Linked DNA regions of Mus musculus: region 1 is linked to region 2. A link is a loop called in an ENCODE intact Hi-C map of the cell type or tissue named here. Cell type or tissue: heart. All regions are shown on one strand.

Evidence for each region. Hi-C counts contacts between places; a loop is a spot of excess contacts. Peaks named below come from ENCODE experiments on the same cell type or tissue, not always from the same donor. Only the 100,000 strongest peaks of a DNase experiment are listed, where the experiment ranks them.
Region 1: it touches region 2 in a loop (2.2-fold over the local background); 2 of 42 quality-filtered maps call a loop at or near these places.

What each region holds. Positions count from the first base shown.
Region 1 is chr13:34,992,828-34,995,327 of GRCm38, reverse strand. Eci2 (enoyl-Coenzyme A delta isomerase 2) reads left to right here and starts at 1,184. Exons shown (of 10, transcript NM_001110331.1): 1 at 1,184-1,314; 2 at 2,098-2,260. The coding sequence starts at 1,271. In heart, no CTCF peak of the experiment used is centred here; a DNase peak (open chromatin) is centred at 1,107; H3K4me3 peaks cover 2,110 bases; H3K27ac peaks cover 1,472 bases.
Region 2 is chr13:34,186,319-34,188,818 of GRCm38, reverse strand. All of the region lies in intron 9 of Slc22a23 (solute carrier family 22, member 23), which reads left to right. Among named protein-coding and RNA genes, the nearest start is that of Gm52037, 10 kb to the left of the region's middle. In heart, a CTCF peak has its summit at 1,166 (motif pointing left); a DNase peak (open chromatin) is centred at 1,148.

The sequences.
Region 1 (2,500 bases), 810 kb before region 2:
TCTGCCATTCTCACTCTAGTACAGAAACAAAACTCTCAGAGACATGCCCGGGCATCTTGACTGCACTGTAAAGTAGATCAAAAGCATACCCAATGGCTCTTTTTAAAAAAATGTATTTGTTGTAACTTTTTTGTTTTACTTTGTCTATTTATTTAACTGTCGTTATGTAATTGGTTTTGCATACTGGTATTATGCATACCATCTGTGTGTCTGAGGGCTGTTTAGGTCATAAAATGTGTCTGTCCCCTTGGAACTGGAGTTATGAATGGTTATGACCCACCCTGTAGATTCAGAGAAACCAAACCCGGGCTTTCTGCAAGAGCCACGACTGTTCTCAAATAGCCTAGTCAATTCTCTAGCTCTACCAATTAGCTCTTCCGTGGCTCTCTATTACTCTTAGCACAGAACATATATATATTCATATCAAGAATTTTATCTACGTGCAAAGAGGATCATTTGAGTCGGCAGGGAGGTCTAGGACTCACTATGAAGGTACTTTACAATGCTAGTTCCAGGTCTCACACACTACAAGAGCTTCTTAACGTGGGCGCAGTGATCCTCAAGCTCAACTAATACTCTGCTCAGTGTGGTTCCCTTTCCTTGCGAACTGCCCCACCCCCACCCCAATCTTCAGCCAGACGTGGTGTTTACTGGAGGTGGCCTCTGCTAAGCATGAGAATCACCTTAGGGGCAAACGCCTACATTAATGAAGCTTATACCGTTTCATGTTCAGCTTAAACTTAATTGTGCAAGATAAGCATATCCAGGAGCACTCTTGTCCATATAATCTTTTAAACATAATGTTCCATGACCTTAGACTGAACGTGCTCAGGAGCGTGCTCCTAACTAAACATTCTGGGAGCTGTCCGGTTTGTAAATAAATATGCTTAGGCTCTCTGATTAATATTCCGAAGAACACAGTGAACCGCCTCCGTACCCTGTCCCTCTTTGCCAGATCTTGTGCCAATCACCTTTGTACGGAGTTGGACCTGGGCCAGGCATTCTAGGCTCCTCCTCGAAACCCGCCCATTCTCAACTCTGAAGGAGTCGCTAGTCGCACCCCTGCCCAGGGCTCACATCCAAGATTATCTCCGCCAGTCTTTTTGTCCCCGGGTCCTTTCACAGGCCGAGCTCACATCCTGGCCCCGCCCCTGAACCCTGGCCCCACCCACGCCCGGAGCGCACCTCTGGCTCCGCCCCTTCCCGGTCTTGCCCTGCAGTTTCTGCTGGGCCTAAGCCTCCGGGCTCAGTTTGACCACAGTATCTAGCTATGGCGGCAGTGACCTGGAGTCGGGCTCGATGCTGGTGTCCGAGGTAAGCTTGCAGCCTCGACTCTCCGGCCCAAAGTCGCCAGCGGGAATTTTCGCCCGCCCACGGAGCCGCCCGCTTTGTCATCTGGCCTGGCTAGCGAGACAGCAGGATATTACTTTGACGATTTCCCAGCGAGAGAGCTCTAAAGAGTGACCTCGAAGGTTCTTCCTCTGCTGAGTCCCAAAGGGTAAGGATGGACGCGCTCCGGTCGCCTCCGTCGGTGCTTGGGTCCCCGGGGCACCCAGGCCTCCAGGCCCAGCCCGGGACTTCCTAGGGCACGCACGCAGTGCCTTGGCTAAGATGACACTTTGTCCAATATTGCTAGTTAGCTCTGAGCGCTGCTGAACCAGTGTGGGGTTTCAAGCAGTAAGCTCACTTTGTTCAGAGAAGTGGCTGGAGAGAGTGCTCCATAAGTAATAACCCAAAGAACTATGGAGCAAAGTGAACCGCTGTGTGACTTTCTCAAAAGGCAAAACTTACCCTCCATTTGAATGAGCGTGCAATAAGCGTCAGTGGGAAGTTGCTTACTTAGGGAAACTGTTGGGGTTTTTGTTGTTGTTGTTGTTTTTGTTTGTTTGTTTGTTTGTTTTTCGAGACAGGGTTTCTCTGTATAGCCTTGGATATCCTGGAGCTCACTTTGTAGACCAGGCTGGCCTTGAACTCAGAAATCCGCCTGCCTCTGTTGTAGATGCATGCTGTTCTGATCAACATGAGTTGGAGCCAATCAGTAATCCTGTTGCTGCAGAAATAAAAGGGCAAGGAACAAACAGAAACCACTATTTGTAGTGTCCTGCAGGTCTTCAGATTACAAGTGGCTAAACTGCACTTGGGCAGACCAACAATGAGAGCCAGTCAGCAGGACTTTGAAAATGCATTGAACCAGGTGAAACTCTTGAAGAAGGACCCGGGAAACGAAGTGAAGCTAAGACTCTATGCACTGTACAAGCAGGTAATAGACTGAGCTCTGTTGTAACTTAAACGCATTTTGAGCAAATGATTCCTGAATTTGATACGTTTCTGATACGTTTCTAACACTGTTTCTAACATTCCGGTTGCATGGCTGGCTCCCCTTTGGGGTGTATGTATGCAGGCTTTATTTTGTTTTGTTTTTCATATTAGGCCTTTATATGCTATTAAAGCACAGAGTAGCCTCCTCTGCTTCTCTCCAGAATAAAGAGATTTGGAAGAT
Region 2 (2,500 bases):
TGTAGCCAGTGGCTGTTTCTGTTGGGGTGGGGGGTCATCTTTTCTCTCCACTGTTATTTGGAATCTGAAAACAGGAACTCCTGTAACCTACAGTGACTTCCTTTACCCACAACAATGGGACAAGGGAAGAGAAAGGGCAGCTGCTGGTGATGCTGACAAGCTGATTCAAGGTCAGCAAAATTCCTCACAAATTTGTGGAGCCCCAGTCACAGACTGTCTGTCCTTGCCTTGTGCACCATCCTAGCTTCTTATCCACTAATTACTATTTGCCTGCTGTTCAGGTGGCTCCATTCTTTTACTATAGTCCAGATCATCTGCATCAGACTGGCCTTGAGACCTTCCCCTCTGAGCAAGTTCCCTATGTCTGTCTTCTGCTCTACTGTTGCCTTGAGACAAGATATCACACAAAGAAGGATTTGCCAACCGTCCACTGATGGATAGCATCTGTTTATAGAAATGATGCAAGTGAGTGTAGCTCAGTGCTACAGTGTGTAGTGTGTACTGATCATGTACACAACCCTGGGTTCAATCCCTAACACCCATACCCAGTAAACTATGCCTATTGGTCATGTACAGTTCTTACCATTAACCCCTAAATACAGCACCTATTTACACAGCATTTGCATTGTGTTAACATTATGAATAATGGTAAATGATGCAAACAACATGTAGGCCCCATGCATTACCATAACATTTTCTATAAGATATTTGAGCATCTGGGAGTCCTGGTAACAGCCCTCCTAGATACCAAGGAAGAAATATATATATATATATAATTCCACAAATTGCAATTCATGTTATTGTTTGTACCTGGATAGTTTTGCTAGTTCTTCACTTCTGTGCCAATGAGTACAGTATTTGCTTAACTTCACAGAAATTCAATCAAGGAAAGCTAGAAACATAAAGGAGGAAGTAAAACCTAGGAAGGGGTGTGTTCATATTTTTGTATGAGTTGATGGTTCACATTTATTTCTGATTCACACTTCGCTCCCCCTACTGAGGCTGCCCATTGGCAGTGGTCAGAGAGTTGTTACCCAAAGTAAAGCTATCGGGTGGACAGTGACAATGCCATGCTTCTAAGAAACACGGAAGCCTAACTTGGTTTGTGTGGTGAAGCCTCACTGCTATATAAACATGGGCATAGGCTGCCCTCTAGTGAACTCCCAGCGCAACAGGAAGGAGCTCTGACCAGTCAGCCTTTTAGAGGGAAATGAATGTGACACCAAGCACAAGAAGATCCCGAGAGACTTCAAAAAGAAACAAACAAAACCAAAACTGGCATGCCATTTTTCTTACAAAATTGTCTGTAATAATATTAAATCCAGGAAATCACTAATAGTGAAACATAAAGTATTTTCATAGGAAAAATAAACAAAGACATACAACTGTTTCAAATATGATTTAGCAACAGGACATGTGGGGGAAAATAAGTCACTATCTGGTGTCACCATGCGGACATCCTTGAGTCTCCAATGCATACCTAGATGCTCAACAAAAATCAGGAGGCAGGAAATAAAACCTGAGGTGCTGGGGGTGTCGCTCGTAGGCTCTCACCTTGTAGCCCAGGTTGGCCTAGACTGTCCACATTCCTTGGTCTCCCAAGTGCTGGAATTACAGGGCATGCTACCACATGAGGCAAACTTTTTTTTTTAAGTAGAAATGCTTCATGATAGTATGAACCATATACCCACAAACAGAATCATTTAGTATCCTAGAGTATCGAGTATTACACATTGTTCTATTTGCTGTCCTTTAATATAACTGGCAGTGCAGTAGGTCTGTCTATACCAGCACCACTACAATCATGTAGAAATGGGTTGTGCTGTGATCTCTGTGACAGCCACAGCTATAAAATCCTCAGAGATGTTTCACTATAATCCTACAAGGCCACTGCTATATATACAGTTTGCCACTAGACGGGACTGGATTCTCTATTACATATGTATATAAACATACTCGAAATCATATACATATGCCTATAAATTAAATGGGCTATAAATCAAACATATTTCAGCCAATATTGTTATTAATGTGATATATTACTTTGTTATTGTTCACTTGGTGTCATGTGAGACTTGCCTGAGGCTTAGCGGCTTCACACACTTCCTACATGGGGGGCTGGCTGTATTCTGCTTTCTTGCATGGCAACTCTAATGGGCAGAGGCAAGAGAAAGCAAAACCCAGAGAAATACAATCTTATCAAAAGTCTCAATCAAACAGGTCCCTGATACACCCCTCCCATCCTGTGACTTACCGAAGGGGCCAGATTTACCAGAAATTCTGAATGGCTGTTTTGGTATTATTCACCCGACAAATGGGCCAAATCTCATAGCTCTCTGACCCATGCCTGTGGGTGAGCTGGCCTTTTTACCTAGGAAGTCATTGTGATCTATGGCCATCCAGTATTTATTACATGCAAACTGTGAGACAGCTGATATTCCAGGAAATAATCCTTGCCCCTGACAGGTGCATGGAAGAGCAATACCAAAAGGCTCATCAT